Linked DNA regions of Homo sapiens: region 1 is linked to region 2. A link is an interaction called in ENCODE POLR2A ChIA-PET data of the cell type or tissue named here. Cell type or tissue: OCI-LY7. All regions are shown on one strand. Links, peaks and the distances in the headings refer to the core of each region. The heading gives the core; the rest is flanking DNA. Region 1 overlaps NIPA2 (NIPA magnesium transporter 2). Region 2 overlaps CYFIP1 (cytoplasmic FMR1 interacting protein 1).

What was found. ChIA-PET counts read pairs that join two places held together with the same protein. Peaks named below come from ENCODE experiments on the same cell type or tissue, not always from the same donor. Only the 100,000 strongest peaks of a DNase experiment are listed, where the experiment ranks them.
Region 1: POLR2A ChIA-PET joins it to region 2 with 12 read pairs; 4 of 35 experiments call an interaction of 5 or more read pairs at or near these places.

Annotation. Positions count from the first base shown.
Region 1 is chr15:22,839,200-22,854,362 of GRCh38, forward strand. It overlaps NIPA2 (NIPA magnesium transporter 2), which reads left to right. Exons shown (of 8, transcript NM_030922.7): 2 at 456-591; 3 at 5,947-6,068; 4 at 12,440-12,671; 5 at 14,013-14,069. The coding sequence starts at 12,533. Among named protein-coding and RNA genes, the nearest start is that of NIPA2, 8.1 kb to the left of the region's middle. RefSeq lists enhancers at 5,463-5,572, 6,127-6,236. In OCI-LY7, for the core only: no CTCF peak of the experiment used is centred there; no DNase peak of the experiment used is centred there.
Region 2 is chr15:22,924,751-22,940,609 of GRCh38, forward strand. It overlaps CYFIP1 (cytoplasmic FMR1 interacting protein 1), which reads right to left. Exons shown (of 31, transcript NM_014608.6): 7 at 14,661-14,757; 8 at 14,442-14,570; 9 at 12,354-12,458; 10 at 9,052-9,143; 11 at 7,473-7,590; 12 at 3,156-3,278; 13 at 1,232-1,357. Among named protein-coding and RNA genes, the nearest start is that of CYFIP1, 48 kb to the right of the region's middle. In OCI-LY7, for the core only: no CTCF peak of the experiment used is centred there; DNase peaks (open chromatin) are centred at 6,631, 9,101 and 12,231; H3K4me3 peaks cover 1,598 bases; H3K27ac peaks cover 4,346 bases.

The DNA of each region.
Region 1 (15,163 bases), core at 7,164-15,163, 84 kb before region 2:
TGCTGCGGGGATCATAACTGACAGTTAAACAAGCCTTAGAAGTCTGCTGTGACGTTTTGAGCCTGACTGTTTTAATTTCCTTTTATAAAATCACGGAATCCTATTTCCCTCTCTATACAATTGCTCAAAACTGTGTGTTTAGTTTGGTGTTTGTGCCTCCTTAATTTCTTTTCTAGGTTGTTAGTTCATTTAATACAGGACTGCATGTTAAGTTCTGTTTCTAGAAATCCTGTGTATAGCCATGTGCCCGGTTAATACTTTTTTTAGTAAGAGGAAATATCAGAGTCGAGAGTTTCCATTCCAGTAAGCTGCCTGTCGAAGCAGTAGTTGTGCTCGATTGAGTAGGTTTTATGTTGATTGGTTGGCAAAATGAGTATGAAGGCTAGTAACCAAATTATAAAACGTACTTAGTAACTTTAAGTCTTTTGCCTACTTCTGTGTTTTCTTCTTTCTAGGCTGGAGCTACTCGGCCAGGGTTTAAGACTTTAAATGAGAATAAAGGGTGGTATTTACGAGGAAATGAGAGTGAATAAGTCATCTCTAACCTCTCCCAGCCTTTTTTTCATAAGAGAGACCATATTAAACTTACATGTAAGTTAAAATTGTAATTTATAACTAATATTGTTGCATAGTTAGGGTTGGAGATTTAGGTTCTGTAATATTTATAAGTACAGTACTGCTTTGAAAAATTATTAGCCAAGTGAGAGGTTGGAAAAAATTAAATCTAACATGTATTTAATTTTTCTGAGCCAAGGTCTTGCTCTGTCCCCAGGCTAGACGGTGCAATCTGGGCTCACTGCAACTTCCGCCTCCCGGGCTCAAGTGCTCCTCCCACCTCAGCCTCCCCAGCAGCTGGGACCACAGACGTGCGGCACCATGCCTGGCTAATTTTTGTATTTTTTTTAGAACCGGGGTTTCACCATGTTACACCGGCTGGTCTCCTAATTCTGGACTTAAGCGATCCAACCACCTTGGCCTCCAAAGTGCGGGGATTACAGGTGTGAGCCACCGAGCCGGGCCTAAGCTAACTTAGATAGCAGTGGAAACCAGGTAGTAAAGATTTCGTAGAAAACTAAGAGCTCTATATATAGTTTTTTTTTTTGTTTTTTTTTTTTTGAGATGGAATCTTGCTCTGTCACTCGGGCTGGAGTGCAGTGGCACGATCTCTGCTCACTGCAACCTCCGCCTCCTGGGTTCAAGCGGTTCTCCTGCCTCAGCCTCCGGAGTAGCTGGGGTTACAGGCGCCGGCGACCACGCCCAGCTAATTTTTGTATTTTTAGTAGAGACGGGGGTTTCACCTTGTTGGCCAGGCTGGTCTCTTAACTCCTGACCTCAGGTGATCCGCCCGCCTCGACCCCCCAAAGTGCTGGGATTACAGGCGTGAGCCACCGCGCCCGACCTAAGAGCTCTAAAGTGTTAATGTAATGTGGGCAGCCGGGTGTAGAAGTAAAGTCCCTTTCTGTGTGGTCCTCTGCATGTGACTCTTTTTTACCCCTGGGAGGTTTCCTTAGCTGTAAAGTGATACCTTCATCTTATTGCGTAGAAGAGAAATGAGTAGAAATGATGCATGGAATAGTGCCTGGGGAGGTGTTCAGTAAGTGGTAGCTATTGTTAGGGAGAGATAATAAAAAGAATTTCACATATTTTCAGAATGTTTTTAATAGGTAAATATGGTTTACTCATATTTAAAACACATGACTTTGAATATTACATTTTTTTATAGATGGTGTAAGCTTCATTTAAACTGATTTATTTGATTGCTATACATTGTGATATTGAACAGAAAGATAAGACTTCTGCAGAGAATAAAAGGTGGGGTGGGGGTGGGAGAGGAAATGGGAGATTTAGGTCACAGGATACAAAGTAGCAGATATTCAGGATGTACAACTTGAGAACTACAGCTAATGAAATTGTATTAGAGATTTTCCTTCAATGAGTAGATTTTAGCTGCTTTTGTCATAAAAAAGTAACTACATGAGATGATAGATATGTTGATTTGCTCTACTGTGGTAACTGTGTTAGTATCTGTATGTTTCCCATAACATAAATCTCAAATATACACAATTTGCAAAGATTTATCTGTGTTGTAGAATTAAATACACCCCTCAGACTAGATTAGAGCATCCTTAAACATTTCTGCATATCTATTTGTTTTATGTAAATGAAGTTGAAACAGAACTACTTAAATAGTTCTGTAATGGCTCCAGATGAAAATAAATTATGATCTGGCCAAATAAATGGGTTGCAGATCTGTTCCTTGCCTTTTGGGTTTGTGTATGGCCCATAGGGCCCCACGTGATCTGACACTCACCTTTTTTTTTCTTCTGAGATGCAGTTTTGCTCTTGTTGCCCAGGCTAGAGTGCAGCTGTGCGATCTCGGCTCACTGCAACCTCCGCCCTCCAGTTTCTAGCGATTCTCCTGCCTCAGCCTCCCGAGTAGCTGGGATTACAGGCGCCCGCCACCATGCCTGGCTGATTTTTGTATTTTTAGTAGAGTCGGGGTTTCACCATGTTGGTCAGGCTGGTCTCGAACTCCTGACCTCATGATCCACCCGCCTCGACCTCCCAAAGTGCTGGGATTATAGGCGTGAGCCACCGCGCCCGGCCGGACACTCGCTTTTTCACGCTAATGTATCTCACCTGCCCTCACTCAAGGTCAGCCACAGTGGCCTTTGTTTAGGAAACTGCACACCCGCTCATACCTCAGAGCCCCTGCACTTGCTTCTCTCTCCTTTGTTCTTTTCAAAAAGCTCTTTGAAGCTTCTACTCAAGTGTTACTGCTCAGCAAGGCCTCCTAACTATGGTCATTAGAATCCCCCAACTCAACTCCCCAGTGCCCTTCACATGTTTTATTTTTTACCATAACATTTGCCACTTTTCCAGAATAATGTCTTTATTTCGTTTATTATTTCGCCCTACCTCTAGCAGGAGATAACCCCATGTGGGCTGTTGTACCCCTGCTCCTAGAATATTGTACATGCTCAGTAAACGTTGGTTGGTTGAGTAAATGATATAAGCAAGCCACATGTTCACTGGGAGCCACAGTGAAGGCAATACTAGTTAAGTACCAAAGTAACCGTAACAGAGGGGTAGTTAGTGTCAACCAAATATGGAGGAGGAAAGGTAGGAGCAGGTTAGAATAGCAGCAGAGTGCTGACCGGGGTAGAACACAGGATGTGTGAAATATGGTATGGGGAAATAAGATCTAGGCTGGGCGCGGTGGCTTACGCCTGTAATCCCAGCACTTTGGGAGGCTGAGGTGGGTGGATCACAAGGTCAGGAGATCGAGACCATCCTGGCTAACATGGTGAAACCCCATCTCTACTAAAAAAAAAACCCAAAATATTGGCCGGGCACGGTAACTCACGCCTGTAATCCCAGCACTTTGGGAGGCCGAGGCAGAAGGATCACCCGAGGTCAGGAGTTCAAGACCAGCCTGACCAACATGGCGAAACCCCATCTCTACTAAAAATACAAAAATTAGCTGGGCGTGGTTGCAGGCACCTGTAATCCCAGATACTCAGGAGGCTGAGGCAGGAGAATCACTTGAACCTGGGAGGCAGAGGTTGCAGTGAGCCAAGATTGCGCCAGCGCACTCCAGCCTGGGGGATAGAGCGAGACTCTGCATCCAAAAAAATTAAAAAATGCAAAAAATTTGCCTAGTGTAGTGGTGGGCGCCTGTAGTCCCAGCTACTCGGGAGGCAGAGGCAGGAGAATGGCATGAACCCAGGAGGCGGAGCTTGCAGTGAGCAGAGATTGCGTCACTGCACTCCAGCCTGGGCAACAGAGTGAGACTCTGTCTCAAAAAAAAAAAAAAGAGAGATCTAAAAGGTAGGTTTGGAACAAATGATGCAGGGTCTTTGTTACTAGTTTACACAATTTGGTCTTCTTGCTACAAACAGGGGTCGTGATTCCAAATTCTTCAGCAGAAGGCTGAGATTGGCAGAGATGAGGAGGCCTGGATTATAGTTCTGCTTCTGCTACCTCAGCTGTGTGACGTGTTACTTAACATCTCTGGACTTGGGCCAGGTGCGGTGGCTCACGCCTGTAATCCCAGCACTTTAGGAGGCCAAGGCTGTTGGATCACGAGGTCAGGAGATCGAGACCATCCTGGCTAACATGGTGAAACCCCCGTCTCTACTAAAAATACAAAAAAATTAGCCATGCATGGTGGTGGGTGCCTGTAGTCCCAGCTACTCAGGAGGCTGAGACAGGAGAATGGCGTGAACCCGGGAGGCAGAGCTTGCAGTGAGCCGAGATAGCGCCACTGCACTCCAGCCTGGGGGACAGAGCGAGACTCCATCTAAAAAAAAAAAAAAAATCTCTGGACCTGGTTCCTCATTGTGGGCCCTTACCACATATCTTTTTAATTAAGGCTTTGTTGAAATGTCAAAAGTGCTGTGAAAAGTTTAAGGCTGTCTATGCACTTCATTTGGTGTAATTTTTTCAATTTTTTCCTTTTTTTTTTTGAGACGGAGTCTCGCCCTGTGGCCCAGGCTGGAGTGCAGTGGTGCAATCTTGGCTCACTGCAACCTCCACCTCCCAGGTTCAATAGATTCTCCTTCCTTAGCCTCACCAGTAGCTGGGATTACAGGCACCCGCCCTCATGGCAAATACAAAAAAATAATTTTTATGTTTTTGTAGAGATGGGGTTTCACCAGGTTGGCCAGGTATGTTTTGTAGAGATGGGGTTTCACCATGTTGGCCAGGCTGGTCTCGAACTCCTGGCCTCAGGTGATCTCCCACCTCGGCCTCCCAAGGTGCTGGGGTTACAGATGTGAGCCGCCGTGCTCGGCCCAGTTGGTGTAATTTTTAAAGTTTGCTAACTTTGGTGATTGTGTTGCCTACTGATAATCATTTTGCAAAGCAGGTCCTAGTTTAGGTTTTCCTTATTAGAATACTAGTCCATTTTTGCCTGTTTCTTAAATCATGTGTTTTCCACATTTTTTAAGAAAGTGGACTAATTTCATAATTTTCTTTTATTTGAGATGTATTTATTCCATTTTTGACATGCTTTATGTTTAATGAAAGTTCACATTACAAATATTAGTAAAATCAATTGTGAAAATTGAACTTGTTGGCCGGGAGTGGTGGTTCACTCCTGTAATCCCAGCACTTTGGGAGGCCAAGGTGGGCGGATCACAAAGTCAGGAGTTCGAGACCAGCCTGGCCAACATAGTGAAACCCCGTCTCTACTACAAAAAATTAGCCGGGTGTGGCAGTACACGTCTGTAATCCCAGCTATGCGGGAGGCTGAGGCAGGAGACTTGCTTGAACCCGGGAGACGGAGGTTGCAGTGAGCCGAGATGGCGCCATCGCACTCCAGCCCGGGCGACAGTGCAAGACTGTGACTCAAAAAAAAAAAGAGTTTGTTAAAATGTAGAGAGAACAAGCAGAACAAAAAAATTAGCTAGGTGTCGTGGTATACGCCTGTGGTCCTGTTGATTTGAGCAGCTGAGGTCAGAGATCACTGCAACCCAGGCATTTGAGACAGCAGTGAGCGATGATCGCGCCACTGCACTCCAGCCTGGGAAACAGAGTGAGACACTGTCAAAAACCACAACAACAACAACAACAACAAAAAAGCCCTTCCCCTCCCACACACAGAATAAGCAGAAAATCATAAGACTCTTTAAAAGTGTTTAAAACGTCAGTAGGTTATTTTTGGAATTTTTAATTCTCTTAGTCGTGGAGTCCTTGAGGATAGGCCCTTTGATCATCTTTACAACTTCAGTGCCTGGCAGATAATAGCTGCTCAGTGTTTGTTGAGCAATGGTCACAGTTCGGATTACTCCCGAGTCCCCCTAAGTAAACTGGGCAGGTGAACCACATGGAGCTTGGGAACCTAGTTGAAGTGAAATTTAGAAAATTTTACTGTTTATCTGTCTTTAATACTGGCCCTGCCTCATGGCTAATTCTTAAGAAGAAAAAATATCTCTGTTGCAGGCTCTCCCGGCTGTGATAGACCTTCAGTTACAGAGAGAGGGAGCAGAGTGGGACCAGGTCTGAGAATAGTGAAGCAACTCATTCCTTTCAGGACATTCCCTCTGATGTCCTATTTTCAAACTGTAAGTCAGAATGAGATCACTTATTTTCTTGGTGGCAGAAGGCTGCTTTATAATTTGAAGGCTTGCAAATTGTATGCTGCTTGTCATCCCCCAGCCCTCCACACATACACCCTGGTACAGTTCCATGCATGAAGAAACAACCAGATCACCTTATTTGGTGATATGCCTCATTCTAGAAAGATTTGTAAATCAAATTTGCTACCGTAAATGAGTGCCTTTTGTGGGGAAACCACCACAGAAAACCTAAGTAATTGTTTTTAAGGAACTTAAAGAGTTTACCTTGAAGATAGAACAGTAGTTGAGAATTAAATAGTAAAGAAGAGAAAATGCCTGTGGGCTGGAGTTAATTGCAGAAGTCTTTGTAGCACAGCTTAAGGTGTACCCTGGCCTTGAGTGGAGAGCAGGCTTTGGGTTGCAGGAGGAGGAGGAGGGGAGGGCCTGTCTGAGGGTGTCAGGTTTCTGTGTTAGGAAATGAAGTGGGCAGGAGAGGGGTGCCTGGCCAGGGGGACTCTCGAAAGCCATATGCACATGATGGACCCAGCTGGTCAGAAAAGGCCTTCTCTCTGCTTTTTGTGTTTGAAATTTCCCATAACACATAAATTAAAATAAAAGGGAAAGGGGAAAATAGATTTTAAATAGCATCATGAAACTTTATGTAAAATAAATATGGAGAAAATCTCATATGATAGCCTTAGTAAGGTTAGGAATAATGTTCATTGGCCTTAGGATTAAATGAGTAAAATTCCATTATATGTATTGTTTTAATCACCTCTTCACCTTGTCAGTGAGAGAGGGATTTCCATCCCACAGTACTGACACTGGACAGACGAGATGGACGGAAGTTTCTTAGTCTTTCGCTTAGGATAGAACGGAGAACCAGGGGCTGCGGGAGGCAAGGCTTTGTGGTAACGAGAGTGGCTGTGGTTCCTGCAGAAAGACTAATAATTGCTTTCAGAATTCCTTGGGCTGGCAGGGCAGTGGGGCCTACTCCTCAGGCATAAGCAGCAACTGTACCTGTGCCTGGTCACTGTGATGAGAATTGTTTGGCATCTTGGGGAGGGAAGCTTGCCCTGAGGCCATTAAAAGCTCCTGGTTTTTACCAGATGTCAAGGCAACATGTAATACTGGCTCTTAATGTTAGACCTTACACCACATGTATGTAACTTGCATTTAGTGAAAGTTAACATTAAGTGTTAGTAAATATTAGTAAATTAAGTAGTTACAAATCAGTTATTTGAAAGGTTCATGATACAAGTAAAATCTGGGCAGGATGCAGTGGGTGACACTTGTAATCTACCACTTTGGGAGGCCGAGGCAGGCAGATCGCTTGAGCTCAGGAGTTTGGGACCAGCCTGGACAACATGGTGAAACTCTGTATCGACAAAAAATACCAAAATTAGCCAGGTGGTGTAGTGTTGCACACTTATGGTCCCAGCTACTTGAGAGGCTGAGGTGGGAGGATCACTTGAGCCTGGGAAGTCGAGGTTGCAGTGAACCATGATTGTGCCACTGCACTCCAGCCTGGGTGACAGAATGAGACCCTGTCTCCAAAATAATAATAATAATAATAATAATTATTATTATTATTATTTAAATTTGGATTTGTGAGTCTGTTGTTTTTTGTTTTTGTTGTTGTTTTTTTTTTGTTTGTTTGAGACCGAGTTTCGCTCTTGTTGCCCAGGCTGGAGTGCAATGGTGTAATCTTGGCTCACCACAACCTCTGCCTCCCGGGTTCAAGCGATTCTCCTGCCTCAGCCTCCCGAGTAGCTAAGATTACAGGTATGTGCCACCATGCCCTGCTAATTTTTTTGTATTTTTAGTAGAGACAGGGTTTCTCCATGTTGGTCAGGCTGGTCTCGAACTCCCGACCTCAGGTGATCTGCCCGCTTCTTCCTCCCAAAGTGCTGGGATTACAGGCCTGAGCCACCGCGCCCGGCCTTGTGAGTCTATTGTTATACTGGGATTAGAACTGTAGATAAACCTGACTTTTTTCTGGATATCATCTTTATTGGTAAGAAGGTTCAATTTTATTGCTTACAGAATATTCAGACTATAAATTTGATTTGTTCCATTACCATAGAACTTAAAGTATATAGTGAGCAATACAGCTGTCAAGTAGTCACTTCCACAGCAGTAGAACTTGCATGATAATTAAGAACATTGCTTCATGAAGACAAAGATTAAAGGAGGATGATGATTCTTTTTTTTTTTTTCCGAGACGGAGTCTTGCTCTGTCACCTAGGGTGGAATGCAGTGGGGTGATCTCGGCTTACTGAAACCTCCGCCTTCTGGCTTCAAGCAGTTCTCCTGCCTCAGCCTCCCAAGTAGCTATGATTACAGGAACCCGCCACTGCGCCAGCTAATTTTTGTATTTTTAGTAGAGATGGGGTTTCACCATGTTGGCAAGGATGGTCTCGAAATCCTGACCTCGTGATCTGCCCACCTCGGCCTCCCAAAGTGTTGGGATTACAGGCATGAGCCACCGTGCCCGGCCGATGATTTTTATGTCAGATGATCTTTTTTATTTTATCTTATTTTTATTTTTTTGAGACAGAGTTTCTATCTTGTTGCCCAGGCTGGAATGCAATGGCACTATCTCAACTCACCACAACCTCTGCCTCCCTGGTTGAGGCAATTCTCCTGCCTCAGCCTCCCAGGTAGCTGGGATTACAGGCATGTGCCACCACGCCCAGCTAATTTTTGTATTTTTAGTAGAGACGGGGTTTCTCCATGTTGGTCAGGCTGGTCTCGAACTCCCGACCTCAGGTGATCCGCCCACCTCGGCCTCCCAAAGTGCTGGGATTACAGGCGTGAGCCACCACGCCTGGTCGATGATTTTTATGTTGGATGATCTTAAGGAATGCTTTCATTGAAGTGAGGTGACCCTGACTCATGAGAAGGATATACCTGCCAGGAGGGCTGAAGCGTTTGGGTAGCTCGGTTTCTCACTCCCATTTTCGTAGTCCGTATAACCATTTTCCTTGCATTTTCACTTCCATCTAGTACTGCCACTTGCTAGCATATTGGATAAATGATTATGGTTCTCAAGTTTAAAAGCTATAAAACATCGGTTACATTTTAGGATGCCAATCTAAATGATGCAGTAGTTTTCTGTGTATTAATGGCTGCTTTGTTTGTTTGTTTGAGACCAGGCATAACTATGTTGCCCAGGCTAAACTTGAACTCCTGGTTTCAAGCAATCCTTCTGCCTCAGCCTCCTGGTGTGTACCACTGTATCTGGCTGTTTTTAAGGGCTAATTATGAATTATTCCATTTGGCTGGGGTGGTGGCTCATGGCTGTAATCCTAGCACTTTTTGAAGGCTGAGATGGGCGGATCACTCGAGGTCAGGAGTTCCAGACCAGCCTGGCCAACATAGTGAAACTCCATCTCTACTAAAAATACAAAAACTAGCTGGGCATGGCAGCATGTGCCTGTAGTCCCAGCTACTCAGAGGCTGAGGCAGGAGAATCACTTGAACCTGGGCAGTAGAGGTTGCAGTGAGCCGAGATCATGCTACTGCACTCTAGCCTGGGTGACAGAGCAAGACTCTTGTCTCAAAAAAAAAAAAAAAAAAAAAAAAAAGAATTACTCCATTCATCCATATTCACCCAGAAAACACACATTAAGACCTATTTTGAGACTACCAGATAGCTATGTGCATAGGCTAAAAGGGCGAATATCATGCAGGAGCCCAGGAGCTTACAGTCTGATGCAGGAGACTGGCTGATAAACACAGATCAACAAGCCATGCAGGATGCAGTGGGAACAGTGTAAGCACACCTGCTTTTTGTTGCAATCTTACAGCGTGTAGAAATGATGATTGTCCCTGACATCTTGTTTCAAGTTCTCCTACCTTGTCTTTAAATGTGTTTACATCTCTGTAATTTATTTTTACTGTCAATGAGACTCACCTATCTAGAATTATTCCATAGATATGCTGAAGTTAACTTGAGGCTTGAGATGACCAGTATTTGGCACATAAAGTGGGTAATACCTTAGATTGTTCAGCTTCTTTCTTTTTATGTATATATCTGTTAATGTGGTGACTCATCCAAGATCACACCTCCAGCTGGAAGCAAGACGGGGTCTCCAAACTCCCCACCTAAGACTTTTCTCATGGAATCTTGCCTTATGAATGGCACAGAGGGACTAGGGGTACTTTTCCAAATCTGTTAAGGGAGAGGTCAGTTCTGGAAGGCTTTCGGGTAGACAGTCTCATCCATGAGATTATGACTGATACTTAGAAGAACTCAGCACCTTTTTGACTTGAGTGTTTTCTTTCAATGTTTCAGTATTTTTTTTTTTTTTGAGATAGAGTCTCGCTCTGTCGCCCAGGCTGGAGTGCAGTGGCGCGATCTCGGCTCACTGCAAGCTCCCCGTCCCAGGTTCATGCCATTCTCCCGCCTCAGCCTCCCAAGTAGCTGGAACTACAGGCGCCTGCCACCACTTCCGGCTAATTTTGTTTTTGTATTTTTAGTAGAGATGGGGTTTCACCGTGTTAGCCAGGATGACTCGATCTCCTGACCTTGTGATCCACCAGCCTCAGCCTCCCAAAGTGCTGGGATTACATGTGTGAGCCACCGCGCCCGACCCAGTGTTTCAGTATTATTTTGTCTTAGGTTGTGGGGTGACCTGGCTTTTGGGACTTGCTGGTGGTTTCTACCTTGGCATCCTTGTACCTTTTGAGCACTAAAGGTTGTATTTTAAAAACGTTAATATGGAAATGTTCAGAAATACACAAAAGCAGATATAGTAATACAATGAGTCCCTGTGTACCCATCACCCAGCTTTTACCCATCACTGAATCCCCATTTTCTACAGAAAATTTTTGGTTTTTCAAAAATCAGGGTGGAAACTTCATACTTGCAGTAAGCCTGTTTGTGTGTGTGAGTTAGCTATCTCAGTGGCATAGAGGAATGAGCACTTAGATCATGCTCACAGTTCTGTGAGTCACTGGGACGATTTTGTTCTGTACCCTTCACTCTGTTGTGATCAGGACATGCACTTCCTGTGGCTATGGCAGGGTGCGAAGGGGCAAGCAGAAGTAAGAGAGGCCTCTAGGTGTAGACTCAGAACTGGCACTCTGTTCCTTACACCTCCCTCCCATTGGCCAAAGCAAGCTTGATGGCCAAGCGGCAAATCAGGGGTGAGGGAGAATAGTCTTCTCATTGAATCATACAGGAACGATAATGCACCTTAATGGGCAAATCAAAAACATTGGACTTTTTCATTTCTTGGGAGTAATATCAACTCAGTGTGATAATGTCGTGTTTACCATTATTGCAGTCTCCCTGCAGTAATGTTATCACTCCTTATTTAACTATCTCTTGTCTGTCTTCCTTGTGAAGCTAGAGAGCTTAGCATAATAAACGCTTAGCACATAATATCCAGTAAATACTGTTTGAATGGATGGATAAAGTAATTGAGGGGCTAGGTGGACAGGGAGTTTAAGTTGCTTTGGTTAAAAGCCAGTGTCTCATAACTTGAAGAACGGAAAAACATGGCTAGTTAGGGTCCTGACTGAATTGCAGATTAGTTTTGGAACTCCGAAGTTAAATTGTGGGACTAAAAATCCCAAGATGTGCTAGAAAGCTGATCTGGCAGTTAGAACCAATCATAAACCTTGTTGCTAAAAACTATTTTTTCTCTGCTATCCACACTGTGCTTTAGTTCATCTGTCAACTGAGTTTATGAGTTGGCCATTTGGAAAAACAATTGCAGTCTTGGTAAGCCTCTGCTTCCTGTCTGGCCTCGAGGATTGAGCCCTCCAGATACCATGGTCCTCATGTTCTCCAAAGGCCACCGGTACCATACTGCACGCCCCAGCAGACACCTCTCTGCAAGAATTGTTACCCTCTGATAAATAATGTGAAATCTGCCTTCTCTCAGCACATCCCTGAATAGGCTAAATAAATAAATTAGCATATGCTTATGTGCACCTATTGCTAAGAAGAAAATGTATGGGTGAGAAAATTTTGAGTTTCTTTGTATAGATTATTCAAAAGGACACATTTGAGAACCTGATAAATGTATTTCCAAACTAGATTTGTATATTATGCCTAATTTTTTCTGCAGAATTTTTTTTTCTTATCAGAAAGTTTTATTAAGGCTAGAAACATTTTTTTTTAAAATATGGGATCAGAGTTTATGAAATCAGTTTAAACTTGGTTTTATAGCATGATCCTATCTTTTGCCATAATTTGAAGAAATATACAGGTTGGTGCTAAATTTAAATAATAAATATTATCAATATTAGTAATGAAGGAGCTATTTTTTCTTTAGGGGAAGAGAAATGGAGTAAAATTTTGAATTGCATGTGAGCTGTCATGAGCATTCTGTGAAAACCACATTTCATTTTTTATTGTTTAGGTTTGAAGACTGCTTCATTCTGCCTCTAGTACCAGCGGTTTCTCTGTTCTGTGATCAATGTGATTCACAGGAACTCCTTAAGTAACAAACGAAATGAGCCAGGGGCGTGGAAAATATGACTTCTATATTGGTCTGGGATTGGCTATGAGCTCCAGCATTTTCATTGGAGGAAGTTTCATTTTGAAAAAAAAGGGCCTCCTTCGACTTGCCAGGAAAGGCTCTATGAGAGCAGGTAGGTTATGCCTTATGTGACTTTGAAGTGACCTCAGTGTCTACCTACATGCACAGGTTCTTTGTACAAGACCACATCTTCATTCCTCGTGAGTGTATTTGAAACTTTGAATTGTTCAAGAGTTCTAAATGTTTACAAAGTTGATGTTTGGTTATTTATATTGAGAAAAGAAGTGAGAAGATGTCATAATTAGTTAACTACTCAGTCCTGCAGTTATCATCAAAATGGAAACAGGGACCAATGCCCAAGTAATATCCAACCTTTTCTTTAAATTTTGATATGTCTGCAGGGAAGGAAATAAGAGTCCATGGTTAGGCTGGGCGTGGTGGCTCATGCCTGTAATCCCAGCACTTTGGGAGGCTGAGGCGGGTGGATCACCTGAGGTCAGGAGTTCGAGACCAGCCTGGCAAACATGGTGAAACCCCATCTCTACTGAAAATACAAAAATTAGCCGGGCATGGTGGCCTGGCCTATAGTCCCAGCTACTCAGGAGGATGAGGCAGCAGAATCGCTTGAACCCGGGAGGCAGAAACCTCTGCAGTGAGCCAAAATGGCACCACTGCACTCCAGCCTGGGTGACAGAGTGAGACTCCGTCTAAAAAAAAAAAAAAGCCATGGTTAAAATCAGAATTTATTAAAGGCTGGGATCTTTTGTCCATGATAGTAGACGTTCTGACTTTGAACTTCGACATTTTGGCAGGAAGGAAAGACTGGGCTTCCCCAGCTTGAAGAGTATCCAGTTTAGTGAACTTCGGCTGGTGTAGGTTGTTTCTCTAGAAATCACTGACAAGTCACAAGACCCTGCGGGGTAATCAGGATGATTGGCCCTGCCCTGACTCCTCTATCAGGGACACTCGTGGTAGCTCCCGGTGTTAAGTGGCGTTATGGTCACATTCCATCATTCTATCCTGGCTTCATTTTTAGACCTGATTGGACCTTATGAGGAGAGCTGCCTTGGCAGGAAACAGTACCACCCTTCTGTCTTCCCTGTGCCATCTCTGTGGCTAAACCTAATTCAGCAGTCAGAAAAACATGAAATGATAGCCTCTATGGGGTTCAGTGGACAGAGGAGAAACTGTCAGCATCTACTGCTTGTTCCCCTAGTCCCTGATGCTTGGTCCTAAGAGGTGCTCTCACTGTTCATGACGGGTATGCTTGTAAAGGATTCATTCACCTTGGCAAGATAATCATTAAGAAATTGTCAGAGAAATCCCGAGTCATGCAGAAACCTTTATTTAAAGGAGTAACTGAGATATTTAAAAATCTGTCATTACTAATAGTTATAATTTATACAAGAGTCTTACAGTCTTCCAAAGATGTGAAATATTTCTTCATTCACAGGTCAAGGTGGCCATGCATATCTTAAGGAATGGTTGTGGTGGGCTGGACTGCTGTCAAGTATGTATAAAGAACATTGCAAGAAAAATATGATAGCTATATATTAAAATATTTGCATATGGTATTATAGCCTCATTACTAGCAAGTTTTAAAGGTTTAAATAATCTTTTTTTTTTTTTTTTTGAGACAGAGTCTCACTCTGTCACCCAGGCTGGAGTGCAGTGGCGTGATCTTGGCTCAGTGCAACCTCCACCTCCTGGATTCAAGCGATTCTCCTGCCTCAGCCTCCCAAGTAGTTGGGATTACAGGCGTGCCACCACCACGCCCAGCTAATTTTTTGTATTTTTAGTAGAGACGGGGTTTCACTGTGTTGGTCAGGCTGGTCTCAAACTCCTGACCTCAGGTGATTCACCTGCCTTGCCCTCGCAAAGTGCTGGGATTACAGGCGTGAGCCACCGCACCCGGCCTACTTTTTTCATTTTTGTGAGTACTTAGTAGGTACTTATAGGGTACATGAGATACTTTAATAAAGGCATGCAATTCATAATAATTGCATTATGGTATCCATGGGTTATCCATCCCCTCAACAATTTATCCTTTGCAGGACAAACAATCCAGTTAGTCCTTTTTTTTGTTTTTGAGATGGAATCTTGCTCTGTCGCCAGGCTGTAATGCAGTGGCCCATCTCGGCTCACTGCAGCCTTCGCCTCCCGGGTTCAAGCGATTATCCTGCCTCATCCTCCTGAGTAGCTGAGACTACTGGTGCGCACCACTATGCCCAGCTAATTTTTGTATTTTTAGTAGAGACAGGGATTCACACGTTGGCCAGGCTGGTCTCGATCTCTTGACCTCGTGATCCGCCCACCTTGGCCTCCCAAAGTGCTGGGATTACAGGCGTGAGCCACCATGCCCAGCCGTTACTTATTTATTTATTTTTTGAGACACAGTCTTGCTCTGTTGCCAGGCTGGAGTGTAGTGGCACCATCTTGGCTCACTGCAACCTCTGCCTCCTGGGTTCAAGCGATTCTCCTGCCTCATCCTCCTGAGTAGCTGGACTACAGGTGTGCGCCACCAAGCCCAGCTAATTTTTGTATTTTTAGTAGGGAAGGGGTTTCACCATGTTGCCCAGGATGGTCTCGATCTCCTGACCTTGT
Region 2 (15,859 bases), core at 5,310-13,309:
TACTATGAAAAACCTTATGTCAAAAAATCAGAAAATTTTGGCTGGGCGCAGTGGCTCACACCTGCAATCCCAGCACTTTCGGAGGCTGAGGCGGGTGGATTGCTTGAGCTCAGGAGTTTGAGACGAACCCGGGCAACTTGGTGACACCCCATCTCTACCAAAAATATAAAAATTAGCCAGGTGTGGTGGCATGCACCTATAGTTTCAGCTAATGGGGAGGCTGAGGTGGGAGGATTGCTTGAGTCCAGGAGGCTGAGGCCAAAACAGTGGTTTTTAACATTTTTATTACTTTTCACTGTTGTAGTGTTATTTTTTCTTTCTGAACATTTTTGACCCAAGGTTGGTTCATGGAGGTGGAACCCAAGAACACTGAGGGCCAACTGTATGAGACTTCTGTCAATTCTCCTGTCATGATCCATAGGATTGTTCATATCCTGATTAAAATCCTCACTGTGGGATGGGAAAAGCTGATTCTAAAATGAATATGAAACTACAGTGGGGAAGAATAGCCAAGGAAGTCTAGGAGACAGAAAGACGTGCTTTCTCATACACGGTAGATGACTACAAAGCTACAGAGTGGTGCTGGGATACCGACAGCAACTGACACTGGGTTAGAGCAGAGCAGAAACACAGCCACACATGCATTGTCACGTGACCAGCTACAAAGGTGGCAGCGTGAGGGTTGGACGGAATTGTTTCAAAAATGAATTTCAGGTGAATTTCGCATCTCAGTGTGAAAGCAGAGTGAAGTATCCAGAAAGCAATGCAGAATACCTTCACGACCTGAGAGTATGCAAAGATTTCTCAAACAGCACAGGAAAAGCACAGCTATGAAAGAAAAGATACCAGTTGATGCTGGAATGAAGAGCTGCCCATGGAAAGGCTCACGAGGGGAGTGCAGCGCCTGCCTCACAGGAGAGCAAGACAGCTCTTCTCTCTCAGCAGGGGCCACATCTCTTTCACCTCCCTTCCCCGCACCCGACACTGCTCTCCATCCAGACGCAGGTCCAGGAGTCCAGATTCGCACCCAGGGAGCTTCAGTGCAGACCCAGGACCGACAACCACTGTTTCTCTAATGCGTTCTACTCTGACTACTCTGCCAGATGGAAAGGGGTGCCCACACAGAAGCAATGAGTAAACAGGCAGTTTTGTTCATGTTTTTGCTTTTGACAGAGAAGATGGTGTGAAGCTAGAGCGACATGAGGAAGAGCGAGCGGCCGAGCATCCTCACCTCCACTAGGGCAAACTTCTCCTCGCTGGTGTAGTTGTAGCGCGTGGCACGCTCGTACTCTTCAGCGCTGTCGGGGCAGTCCTTGTTGGAGTACTTGTCGGTGGGGTGCACAAGCTTCCAGGAATACTGTGGTGGCCGAAAGAGCAGAGGTGTTCCATATTGCATGCAAAACGCCTGGCTTCTGGTCTGACTCACACGATGGTGGCCAAAGCCAGGCCAGCCTTCAAACCTTTGCTGCATTCTGAAAGTCACACATGAGGGCGCACACACCGTCCATCTCCACAGATGGGCAAAAGACCCTGGCCCTGTAACCTCTCGTTTAAAAAATCTACCCGGCAAAATGGCCTGGATAGTGAGTGCTGAGTATCTAAGACTCTGGCATTTCATCATCATTTTAAAAAGGATTCTGGGCCAGGCACAGTGGCTCATGCCTATGACCCCAGCACTTGGGAGGTTGAGGCAGGAGGATCACTTGAGCCCAAGAGTTCAAGATCAGCCTGAGCAATATAGTGAGGCCTCATCTCTACAAAAAATAAAATAATAAGTAAGTAAATAAAGATTTTGCCTTTCAAATGACCATGTACTCTTCCAATTTGATAATTTTTATGTGATCAAAATAAATCACAAAAGGGAAAATCTTTCATTGCTTACAGGTATCCAAATCTTTATATGGCACCAGAAATAATTTACTAATGTTCAACAAAAGACATTGATGGCTGGAGCTCCAAAGAGAAAATGTTATCTTAAAAATGCAGGGCGTGAAGCGACATTAATGGGTACAAATGTACAGTCTGATATTAGAAATAAGACAGTGTTAGATAGATCAGTTAGGGTGACTATTAATTAAAATAATTTATGGTACATTTCAGAATAGATAGGGAAGAACTCGAATTTTTCTGGCATAAGGACAAATATTTATGGCGATGGACATCCCAAGCACACCAATTAGATCTTTGCAAACTGTATGACTGTATTAAATTATCACATGTATCCTGAAACTATGTACCCCTATTATGCATCAATACAAGTAAATATTTAAAGCAAAATAAAATTTAAATGAAAAAATGAGACTTGGCCAGGTACAGTGGCTCACGCCTGTAATCCCAGCACTTTGGAAGGCCCAGGCAGGCAGATGGCTTGAGGCCAGGAGTTTGAGACCAGCCTGGCCCACACGGCGAGACTGTCTGTACAAAAAAAACCAAAAAACAAAAAACTAGGCCAGGTGCGGTGGCTCAAGCCTGTAATCCTAGCACTTTGGGAGACTGAGGCGGGTAGTTCACCTGAGGTCAGGAGTTCAAGACCAGTGTGGCCAACATGGTGAAATACCATCTCTACTAAAAACACAAAAAAATTAGCCAGAAGTGGTGGTGGGCGCCTGTAATCCCAGCTAACTCAGGAGGCTGAGGCAGGAGAATCGCTTGAACCCAGGAGGCAGAGGTTGCAGTGAGCCGAGATCACGCCATTGCACTCCAGCCTGGGCAACAAGAGCGAAACTCCGTCTCAAAAAAAAAAAAAAAAAAAAAAAATTAGCCGGGAGCCGTGGTGCACACCTGTGGTCCCAGCAACTTGGGAGGCTGAGGCAGAAGGATCGCTTGGGGTGGGGAGTCAAGGCTGTAGGGACTTATGTTTGCACCACCGCACTCCAGCCTAAGCGACAGGGTGAGACTATCTCAAAAAAAGAACGACTTAAAGAAAATCACAATGGTACAAATTTAATTCTATCAAGATTTTTTTTAAAAAGGAGGCCCTTCATTTATTACACACATAAATGAGATGTACTTAAAATCACCTTGGAAACATATCTACTGATAGATATTCTCGTCTTTCTAGGGCCAAAGATAAAAAGCCCAAAGACCAAAAGTTAATGTGAATAAAGTGCCCGAGGCAGCTTTGGAGCGGGGCTGGGGTCGGGGACGGGGCCTACCACTTCCATCACGTGCGCGCTCCACTGCGACAACAGCTGCAGGCCCTGCAGCGCCAGGTCGAAGAGCTTGCGGTACTCCGCGTCCGTCTTCTGGGCCTCCTGGCGGCCCGAGCCCGTGACCACCTGCACAAGGCGGGCACGGCCCCGTGAGAAACCAGCGCCCCCACCCAGCTCCCCCCATCCCGGGATCCACCATGAGAATCCACCCCAAAGTCACACGTGTGAAAATAAGAAATGCAGGAGGCCAAGGCGGGCGGATCACAAGGTCGGGAGATCCAGACCATCCTAAAACGGTGAAACCCCGTCTCTACTGAAAAATACAAAAAAATTAGCTGGGCATGGTGGCGGGCACCTGTAGTCCCAGCTACTTCAGAGGCTGAGGCAGGAGAATGGCGTGAGCCCGGGAGGCGGAGCTTGCAGTGAGCCGACACTGCGCCACTGCACTCCAGCCTGGGCGACAGAGCGAGACTCCGTCTCAAAAAATAATAAATAAATAAATAAATAAATAAATAAATAAATAAATAAATAAAAAGAAAATAAGAAATGCTGTGGGTGCTGGACCCTCCTCCCGGGAAAATGGCGGCCAAGGGCGTGCTGCAGAGCACAGAGCAAGGGACAGGCCGCTGCCACAGCCACCGCCTGGGGGACCGCGGGCTGGGCGCGGGGCTGTTACACGCGTGGGCTTGGCGCACTTCCACTAGGCCGGGGAAGGGCAACACACAAGTCACGTGGGTTTGCTTCTATCAAATAACCACCCCCTAAATTTAAACATGTGACCTATGGGGAGGAAGGGGCACCGTGGAGAAGGCAGGCTTCTTTGAATATACCTTTTTATAGATGTGATATTAGAACCACACAAATATTTTATATATTTAGGACACAGAATTAAATGAGATCGGAAATGCAATGCCTAGAAGTCAAAAGCAAAATGAAACAATGGCGGGAACCTGCATGGAGCTCACAGCATGACCACTGAGAGGACCCTGAGCAGCTCTAAACACCACGGTGTGACTTAAAATCCTCTGAGTGAGGGGCCCGGTGCGATGGCTCATGCTGTAATCCCAGCACTTTGGGAGGCCGGGGCAGGTGGATTGCCTGAGGTCAGGAGTTCGAGATCAGCCTGGCCAACATAGTGAAACCCCATCTCTACCAAAAATATAAAAAAGTAGCTGGGCGTGGTGCTGCATGCCTGTAATCTCAGCTACTCGGGAAGCTGAGGCAGGAGAATTGCTAGAACCCAGGAGGCGAAGATTGCAGTGAGCCAAGATCCCGCCATCACACGCCATCCAGCCTGGGCAACAAGAGCGAAACTCCATCTCAAAAAAAAAAAAAAAAGTACCCTGAGTAAGAAGCTCAAGGGCAAAATCACCTGCAAAACAAATCATAAAACAATTTCTAGTCACTGTAATTAGTAGTGCTGGCATTGCTCTTTTAAGACTAGATTATGACCGGGTGCAATGGCTCATGCCTGTAATCCCAAAACTCTGGGAGGCTGAGGTGGGCGAATCACAAGGTCAAGAGATGGAGATCATCCTGGCCAACATGGTGAAACCCCGTCTCTACTAAAAATACAAAAATTAGCTAAGCATGGTGGCGTGCGCCTGTAGTCCCAGCTACTTGGGAGGCTGAGGCAGGAGAATTGCTTGAATCCGGGAGGTGGAAGTTGCAATGAGCCAAGATCACACCATTGCACTCCAGCCTGGGCAACAGAGAGAGACTCTGTCTCAAAAAAAAAAAAAAAAAAAAAAGGCCAGGCACGGTGGCTCACGCCTGTAATCCCAGCACTTTGGGAGGCCGAGACGGGCGGATCACGAGGTCAGGAGATCAAGACCATCCTGGCTAACACAGTGAAACCCCATCTCTACTAAAAATACAAAAAAATTAGCCGGGCGTGGTGGCGGGCGCCTGTAGTCCCAGCTACTCAGAAGGCTGAGGCAGGAGAATGGCGTGAACCTGGGAGGCGGAGCTTGCAGTGAGCCGAGATCGCGCCACTGCACTCCAGCCTGGGCAACAGAGCAAGACTCCACCTCAAAAACAAACAAAAAAAAGACTAGATTATGACATAATGACATAAATCAAATTATGCTGGCGTCATTCACCAGGATGTTCAGCTTTCAGAAAAAAGAAAATCAACAAACCTAAAGTCGAATCACTTTAAAATTGTACTCAGAGGCCGGGTGCGGTGGCTCATGCCTGTAATCCCAGCACTTTGGGAGGCCGAGACGGGTGGATCACCAGGTCAGGAGATTGAGACCATCCTGGCTAGAACAGTGTCTCTACTAAAAAAACACACAAAAAACACACACAAAAAAAAACACAAAAAAACACACACACAAAAATTAGCCGGGCGTAGTGGTGGGTGCCTGTAGTCCCAGCTACTCGGGAGGCTGAGGAAGGAGAATGGTGTGAACCTTGGCTTGCAGTGAGCCGAGATTGCACCACTGCACTCCAGCCTGGGCGACACAGCAAGACTCCGTCTCACCCAAAAAAAAAAAAAAAAAAAAAAACTGTACTCCGAAAAAAACTGATTTGTTACCTTAGACAATGCCAGAGAAACAATTACAGTCAGATGCCACCTAAGGATGCTCCAGTCAACAAGACCACACACATGATGGTGCTCCCATAAAATCTTAACGTAGTGGAAAAATTCCTACTGCCTAGTGATGTCCTGATGATCCTGACCCCGTGTAGGCCTAGGCTAATGTGTGTGTTTGGGTCTTCATTTTTAACGAAAAAGCTCAAAAGGAAAAAAACAAAAACTTTTTGGTAGAAAAATAATTTACAGAATAAGGAGATAAAGAAAAAATATTTTTGCACAGGTATAGAGTGTGTTTGTGTTTTAAGCAAAGTGTTGTTACAAAAGCCAAAAAGCTCTTTTTAAAAGTAAAAAGTTTATAAAGTAAAAAAGTTACAGTAAGCTAAGGCTAATTCGTTATTAAAGAAAGAAAAAGCCTTTTAAAAAATTTAGCACAGCCTAAGCACACAGTGTTCATAAAGGCCACAGCAGTGCACAGTACTGTCCTAGGCCTCCCACTCGCTCGCCACTCACTCACTGACTCACCCAGGACAGCCTCCTTGTCTGACATGCCCAAACGCTTGCCAGGGGTCTGTGTTAGAAGCAGCAGGTGCCCCAACATACCTGGACTACTGGGTTGTCAGTCAGTTTGGTTACATGATGATGACTGGTAACCATGGGGGGTGGGGGACAGGGTGCTCATCGTCCTGCAGTGGGTGGGGCCAACATCCACAGAGTTGTCCCCGCTAAGGTTAATGGTCCTCCTGAGACCCTTGAGGGACTAACCAGTTCAGCAAAGCAGCCTGCGTATATGCCCTAAAACCCGCAGTCCCTGCCAGCAATTTGCAGCACAGACATGCCAGCAGTGCTGGCTCGGAGTCAACCTGGGTGAGTGAGGAGAATGGGAGTGGCCAAAATGACAACATGGCAAACCCAGCTGCAAAGCTGGAAGGAACTAAAGAGAAAGCACCTGTTCTCTGCACCCAACTCCAGGCCCACCTCCTGGACACATGGACCCAATGCCCCTGGGACGTCTTCTGACAGCCACCCAGAGGCTCCTGCTCACCTCTGGCCTCAGGACTTCTTCCCTTCTAGGCTTACAGGGGCCCCAGGTCAGAATCACCCTTTCCTTTCCCAGTGTCCTCCCTTCTCTCCAACCATCTTTCGAGTTGCTTGGAATCACAGTACTAGACTAGGAAATGCCACTTAATCAATTAATTATCTCATCTCTGTCCTTTCTCTTGGGATCCCTATAATGTTTTTCTGAAAAAAAAAAAAAAAAAAAAAAAAGCTTTTTGTACAGCTGAACAGAGAGAACACTAGTTTCACTGCCTTGTCAATTATAATGGGTGCTTTTGAAGTACAGTCATGCACCACATTTGGTCAATGACAGCATATACAACGGTGGTCCCATAAGATTATAATACCATCTTTTCACTGTACCTTTTCTATGTTTAGATATGTTTAGATACACAAATACATACCATTGTGTTACAACTATCCAGAGTCTTCAGCACAGCAACGTGCTCCATAGGTGTGTGGCCTAGGAGCCATCCGCTGTACCCTGCAGCCTAGCTGTGCCACAGGCTGTACCATCCAGGCTAGCATGAGGACACGATGACGTTCCCACAATGATGAAACTGCCTAATGACACATTTGTCAGAACCTGTCCCTGTCATTATGTGACATATGATCGTATCTGGTAGTAAACTGTTTTTCAAAGCAATTAAACCTAAGATTTGGGTGCAAACACACACAGGCGACCCTCGGGTGCCTGTGCAGCTCCAGGTCGCGGGGCGCACCTCGCTGTTGCTGTAGCGCGCCAGCTCCGAAATGAAGCGCATGTGGTCCTCGCGGATCTGGATCATCTGCTCGCAGATGTTGTACTGAGGGCTGCTGCCGGAGGATGTGCACGTCCATCTGTGCAGAGAGAAAGCACCCGCGTTACCTGCGGAGGCGCCGGCAGGCCACAGCACTGGGGCAGCTCAGGACGCCTGTTTGGCACCAGAGCCACACAAATGGCTTTTATGTTTTTAAAGGGTTGTTTAAAAAAACAACACAGAAGCATATCCGAAGGAGACCACCTGTGGCCTGTAAAGCCTAAAATACTTGTTATGTGTCCTTTACTGAAAAGGTTTCTTGACCCCTGAGACTGAGATGCAACTTCGTTTGTCAAAATCATGGCTGAATGGTGACTGCAGGTTGGCTACGGGCACAGTGCTTGGCAAAAGTCAATGAAAGCCTCCCCTGAGGCTCAGATGGCTCTGTAGAGTCTGCAGTGGGGAGGAGTGCCTGCCAGCATCTGGAACTGTGCTGAGGATCTTTATAGTTCTTCACAGAGTAAGATGGTACACAGTTTAGGATTTAGGGCCACATTGTCTGCAGATGTCACATCTGACACACTGTCAGTCTCTTCTTTTTTTCTTTGAGGTAGGGTCTTGCTCTCTTGCCCAGGCTGGACTGCAGTGGTGCAATCTTGGTTCACTGCAACCTCCACCTCCTAGACTACTCAAGTGATCCTCCCACCTCAGCCTCCTGAGTAGCTGGGACTACAGGCGTGTGCCACCATGCCCGGCTAATTTTTGTATTTTTTCATACAGTCAAGGTCTCACTGTGTTGCCCAGGCTGGTCTCAAACTCCTGAGTTCAAGAGATCCATCCACCTCGGCCTCCCAAAGTGCTGGGATTACAGGCATGAGCCACCGCGCCCCACCCTCTTCTTTTTTTTTAAGACAACCTTTTTAAACATAAAGACTATCACCCAGCACTGTCCAATAGGAATCCCTAGGATGATGAAAGTGTTCTGTATCTGTGCTGTCCAACACAGTAGCCACTAACTATTGAACATTTCAAACGTGGCTGTCGTAAGGAAATTAAAATTTCAATTGTATTTTTCTTTCTTTTTTTTTTTTTGAGACGGAGTCTTGCTCTGTCGCCCAGGTTGGAGTGCAGTGGCGCGATCTCTGCTCACTGCAAGCTCCGCCTCCCAGGTTCATGCCATTCTCCTACCTCAGCCTCCCAAGTAGCTGGGACTACAGGCGCCCACCACCACGCCCGGCTAATTTTTTCTATTTTTAGTAGAGACGGGGTTTCACCGTGTTAGCTAGGATGGTCTCGATCTCCTGACCTCGTGATCCGCCCGCCTCGGCCTCCCAAAGTGCTGGGATTACAGGCGTGAGCCACCGCGCCCGGCCTCAATTGTATTTTTCAATAAACTTAAATGTAAATAGCCGCATGTGGCAAAGGCTGCAATACTGGACATTTAATTCCAGGCTGAGAATGTTAACAGTGTTATCTCTAGACAAATAAGCAGGATGTTTGAAAACCGCACAATGAGGACACTGCCGAAAGCTCAAACCAGGCAGCTTTCCTCTCCTCCTACCGAGATTTATTTTCCTCGTAGTGGGCGCTGGTCTTGATATATCTTGCCAGTTCTATTTGCATGTCCCCAAATAGCGGAACCACCTGGAGTTGCTGTATTCAAAGAACAAAAAAATAGAGTCATTATGTATATTTAGTCACCAAATACATAAGCACAAGGAAACTGACTAATGCTAATAATTACTTCGGCTTGAATGCTACCTCTGCAAATGATTCATTACAAAAAAAAAACTATAAGTAACTTCTACATTCGCTTTGAGAGGAACAAAATACAATTTAAAAACCAACATCTATAAAAACTATTCAAATGTTAAAATTAACCTACCATGTTGCTAGATCCACAGTCATAAAAAAAAAAAAATCACTGCATTTCTTTCTTTTTTTTTTTTTTTTTTTTTTTTTTTGAGACAGAGTCTCGCTCTGTCGCCCAGGCTGGAGTGCAGTGGCGTGATCTCGGCTCACTGCAAGCTCCACCTCCCAGGTTCACATCATTCTCCTGCCTCAGGCTCCCGAGTAGCTGGGACTACAGGCGCCCGCCACCACACCCAGCTAATTTTTTGTATTTTTAGTAGAGATGGGATTCACTGTGTTAGCCAGGATGGTCTCAATCTCCTGACCTCGTGATCTACCCACCTCAGCCTCCCAAAGTGCTGGGATTACAGGCGTGAACCACCGCACCCAGCCCTTTTTTTTTTTTTTTTTTTTTTTTTTTTGAGACAGTCTCACTCTGTTACTAGGCTGCGCTGCAGTGCAGTGGCGTGATCTTGGGTCACTGCAACCTCTACCTCCAGGGTTCAAGAGATTCTCCTGCCTCAGCCTCCCGAGGAGCTGGGACTACAGGCAACTGCCACCATGCCCAGCTAATTTTTTTGTATTTTTAGTAGAGACGGGTTTTCACCGTGTTAGCCAGGATGGTCTCGATCTCCTGACCTCGTGATCCACCCGCCTCGGCCTCCCAAAGTGCTGGGATTACAGGCATAAGCCACCGTGCCCAGCCAACTGCATTTCTATATACTAGCAACAATCAGAATACAAAAACTTAAAGAGAAATACTTTGCAACAGCATCCAAAAAAAAATGCATCAGTAAATCTAACAAAAAATGTGCAAGACCTCTAAACAAAAGTACTACCCCGAAAATTCTAGAAAAAGTTCTCAGTAAATGGAGAAATGATCATGTTTGTGCCTAGGAAGGCTTCAAATTTTTTAAATGTCCATTCTCTCAAAATAGATCTATAATCAATCCCAGTCAATATTCCAGAAGAAAAAAAATGGTTTTGGGGGGATAGTGTGTATAAATCAGGAAATCAATTCTAACGTGCATCTCCAAAGGTGAAGGGATGATATCTGAGACTATCCTGAAGGACAAAACTGGAAGACACACCCTTCCAGATTAGGAGTCTTGTTAGAAAGCTCCAACAATTAAGGCAGTGTGGCCCTGGAGCAGGGATGGAGGCTTGTGGACAGGACAGAGAACCTGGACAGAGCCACAGACAGATTCATGACCTTAGCAGCACTGCAGAACAATGGGCTTTGCAATAAATGGGCAGGCCCAACTGGGAAGCCATACTGGGAAAGATCCAAGGACACGAAACCCCTACCTCCTACCACGCGCAGAAGTCAGTTCCAGGGGGATTAGATCTAGGTGAAAAAGGAGACAGAATGCTTCTAGAAGCTAACACAGCAGAAACGTCTCATGAGCTGGATGGCTGCAAAGATTTATTTAGGTGGACATTAATGAAAAGATTCATATATGAGACTACATGAAAATGACAAACTTCTGTTCAGCAAATGACACCATCGAGAACGCGAAAAGGCTACTGGAGGCAGGAGGAGGAAGGGAATATACTGGTCAAAGCGTATAAAGTTTCAATTCCGCAGCATAGTTAAGTTCTGAAGACCTCATCTATGGCACAGTAGCTATGGTTAATAACAATGCATTGAATGCTTAAAATATGCTAAAAGAGTAGATCTTAAGTGTTCTCATCACAAAATAAAAAAAATGGTGTGTTAGGTAATGGACATGTTAAATTAGCTTGAATTCATCATTTCACAATGTGTATGTGTATCAAAACATCACATCATATACCATAAACATACAATTTTTACTTGTCAATTACACCTTGATAAAGCTGGGAAAAAGTGAAAGGGTAGGCCTCTTAGGGGAGAATACATGTATATTAAAATGTAAGGCCAGGTGCAGTGGCTCAGGCCTGTAATCTTGGCACTTTGAGAGGCCAGGGCTGGAGGACTGCTTGAGGCCAGGAGTTCGAGACCAGCCTGGGCAACATAGGGAGATCTCGTTGCTACTAAAAGTTTAAAAACTAGCCAAGCATGATGGTAAGCACCTGTAGTCCCAGCTACTTGAGAGGCTGGGGTGGGAGAAATCACCAAGGCCTGCTACACTCCAGCCTGGATGACAGAGCGAGGGCCTGTCTCAAAAACAAAACAAAACAAACAAACAAAAAAACTCACTTGTGTCCAACAAAGGACATGTATCCAGAATATATAAAGAACTGTAAATCAATAGGGAAAAAAGAGCAAAACACTTGAAGTGGCACATCACGAAGGGAACACGCTAATAACATGGAAAGCCATTAGGGAAACATGAACGAAACACTAGCCAATACAATGAAACACTAGCCAATACAATCTCAATGCTGTACGCATCCTCAGGATATCCCCCCACCCCAAAAAGGCAGTGCTAAGTACTGATGTGGCACCAGCGGCGCATTCTCTCACTGCTGATGGGAACGGAGATCAGGACAGCTGTGCTGGAGCGTCATCAGGCTGCAGGTAACTACTGACACTGAAAACAGATCAGGCCTGTGACCCCCGGTCCCTCTCCTGGGTATGCACCCAACAGAGGACAGTCGACCAGAGCTGCACTGTTTGGACGCGCCAAAACTTGGGAACATCCGAGAGCCCGCCAACATTGGAACGGATAAGTTACGGTGTAGTCATCAGATAGAAAACTACACCACAACCGAAAGCTACAAGCTGTAGCTACGGGCTTCCTCCAGGATGCACCTCACAAACAAGAGGCTGGTGACAGCAGCTGGACGCAGAAGAGTACAAATAGCACAATTCCATCTGTATAAAGCTCCACCCAGGCAAAACCAGCACAGGGCAAAAGGAAAGAGAAAGCGCGGTCACCTCTGCAGACGGGAGAACGTGCATGCCCCAGACTCCACCCAGCCCCAGCGTTTCCTGATATAGATCACAGTCACACAGGGGCTCACTTCCCCAAAATTCAAAGTGCACACAAATCAATAAAAACATTGATCTAAAAACATGTAACTCACCTTGAAGTACTTGTCGATTTTGGATAAGTTTATTCTTTTCTTGGCATCCAACTTATAGATGTTACTGACACTCCCATCCATCAGGTACAGACCAAATCCCATGACCTGAAAAGCCACAAAATGAATGATGCGACAAAGCTCAGAACTGAGAATTTCACTACCCATAAGGACTTACACTGTTACAGCTGATGACTTTGAAGGCACAATTTGAAATAGATCACAAAGATCTATCTTTAGGCTGCTTGTCTGGTGCTTGAAATGCATCATTTTATCCTCAGTGAAACTGGGATACAAAGCGGGGCTGGGCTTCCAGGTCAGTCGCTAAAAGCGGAAAAAACAAATCCTCTCCCCTAGCCTAACCCAAGCGGTAGGGATATTCTAGAGCTACTAAGCTGGTGCAAAAGTAATTGCGTTTTTTTTGCCATTAAAAGTAATGTCCAATATGCAGCCACATGTAACCAGTTAAGTTTCGGTGTATGCAAACTAAAAATTCTTTTTTTGTTTTTTTTTTTTGAGATGGAGTCTGGCTCTGTCACCCGGGCTGGAGTGCAGTGGTGCCATCTCAGCTCACTGCAACCTCTGCCTCCCAGGTTCAAGCGATTCTCCTGCCTCAGCCTCCCAAGTAGCTGGGATTACAGGCGCCCATGACCACCACGCCTGGCTAATTTTTTTTGTATTTTTAGTAGAGATGGGGTTTCACCATGTTGGTCAGGCTGGTGTAAAACTCCTGACCTCAAGTGATCCACCCACCTCAACTCCCAAAGTGCTGGGATTACAGGCATGAGCCACCGTGCCCAGTCACAAACTAAAAATTCTTAACGTGGACTAGCCACCTGCATGCTCCAGTGCTCCGCAGGGGCTCATGGCCAGGGCTCCCACACCAGCCGGTGCAGACACAACGTTTCTGCTGTCACAAAGCACTCCGTGGACAGTGCTCCCCTGCTCAGGAGGAGTCTGGGGGCTGGGCTGGTGGGACACCCAGCAAAGGGTCCCCCAAGGCCACCCTGCAGAGGTGGAGAAGAGAGCAAAGGGAACAGCCGAACTGCCGCCCATCTTTCCCATGAGAAACACAGATGGAAAGCTTCCTAATTTGAACAGAATAATAAAGAATATGGTGAACCAACAAAAGGCTACTTTAATTATGTGACACAAGGTATCAAAGTCCTAGGAATCACATGCTTGACAAGTAGAATCTTGGATAACTTCTGTCACAAAGCTGGCGGGGCATGGTGGCTTATGCCTGTAATCCTAGCACTTTGCGGGGGACAAGGCAAGAAGATTGCTTGAGCCCAGGAGTTCAAGGTCAGCCAGGGCAACAAAGTGAGATCTCATATCTACAAAAATTCAAAAACTTAGCTGGGCATTGGTGCAAGTGCCTGTGGTCCCAGTTACTCAGGAGCCTGAGGCAGAAAGATCACTTGAGCCAAGGAGGTCAAGGCTATAGTGAGCTGTGTCCGCACCATTGCACTGGAGCCTGGGTGAAAGAGCAAAGCCCTGTCTCAAAAATAAAAAAAAAATAAAAAGGGCAGTGGCTCAAGCTTGTATTCACAGAGCTTTGGGAGGCTGAGGCAGGAGGGTCCCTTGAGCCCAGGAGTTTGAGAACAGCCTGTACAACATGGCAAGATTCTCTCTCTACAAAAAATTTAAAAATTAGCGAGGCATGGTGGCGTGCACCTGTAGTCCCAGCTACTTAGGAGGCTGAGGTGGGAGGATCACTTGAGCCCAGGAGGTTGAGGCTATATTGGGCTGTGATTGTGCCACTGCACTCCAGCCTGGGCAAGAGCAACACCCTGCCTTGAGAATAAAACGAAAAGCAGCTTAAAAAAAAAAAAAAAAAAAAAAAAAGCTGAGAATCCTTGACCCGGACCTCCTGGCCAGCACCTTCTCCCAGGGTCAGTGTGTGACACACTCATGGGGTGTGTTGAGAGCCTGTTGTGCAGGCTGTGTGCAAGGGCAGGACGCTGTTCACACATGACAGCATGCAAATAAGACACAGCTGTCAAAAGGATTCTAGATAAAGCACAGCCTATTGACAAGAGTAAGGCTGTCCCTCGGCAGTGCCACGGGCTAGCGTCCCCACACACGTACTTTGAGAAGCATGTGTTTCTCACTGGGCGTCAAATACATCCTGTTCTCGTAGTAATCCACACACAGATTCACAATATCTGCCAGGAGCTCTTCGTAGCCAGAAATCACTTCGAGCTGCTGCTGCAGAGACTGAAACACAGAGCAAGAGACTCATGCATGGGCCCGGCGCCCGGCCGGCTGCTTGGCCCATCAACCTGAGTGTGCAAACACCAGCCTTACCTGTGTGATCTTGTTATGATTGGCCAGGAACATGGACAGATTCTGCGATTCCTGGATGGACTGTGGATCTGCCATTTTACGTAAAAACTGAGCGGCCCTTTGAAAACAAAAAGAATTCATCCCAAAATGCACCAACGTGCCACATTTAAAAAAAAAAAAAAAAAAAAAAAAGCCTGGTTCGAGTGGGATCCCTTTCCCCTACAGTCATCTGCAGAAATGTGGGTCAATCTCAGAAGCCACCTATGATTTCAGCCTTTTCAGGCGTCTCTGGCCCTGCACTCCAGGTCAGTCTTCTGCCAACTTAGACGTGTCTTGCACAGGCTGGGACAGCTCTCCACCCGGCTGGTCACAGCTGACGGCTCCCTGCAGGGTCCCTGCACACTGGTCTCTGCCCTATACTGGTGGACGCCCACCTCATCTAGGGGGCACAGGGCTCCTGGACCCCGAGTCTGAGAAGGGCCACTGCCATCTCCGTGACTCCCACAAGCCCTGCCATGAAGCCGGCCAGCACTGCTGAGGTTCTCTGCTGGGAACCCTCTGGACCACACCTCCCCAGGCCACCTCAGGGACCACTGGTGTCCAAGGTCCTGAGACAGAGCCCTGGCCTGCCACCAATTTGTAGCTACACCCGTACGTGAGGCCCAACAATACAATACTGCAAGGCCATGCTAAGCCTGCGAGGTCTGGCAGGGCAGGGTGAAGGTGGGGGTGTGAGGATTCTGATCATCTAGGACTGTCCCGCAAGAAAGTTCAGTGGAAACGGCCCACATAAGGATAGGTCTGTGCAACCCAGAACCTTGGGGGTTTAGTTTTAAGAGTTACCAAGGCAAAGGCTGATAACCTACACCAACATTCACTTCCTCCCCTTCCTCCTTAGGAACGAGCCCTGCATTTCTGTGGAACACACATTCCAGGGAGCCCCACACATTCCGTGTGCCTCGCCCACCCTGCAGCTAGCTGTGGCCAAGTGACCAAGGACTAGGCCATGAGATATAATGCAAGATACTGACAAGCACTCAAAGTTTACTCATGAGGAAGCATGGAGCCCATCTTTCCCCACTTTCTGCCTGCTGACTGGAATGGAGAAATGACAGCTGGAGCTTAAGCAACCATTTAGGACCAGGAGGCAACACCTGAAGCGGAGCCGCAGGACCACAGGAGCCCTGGGTCCCGTAGAGCCTCGATCAGCTGCAGACCAC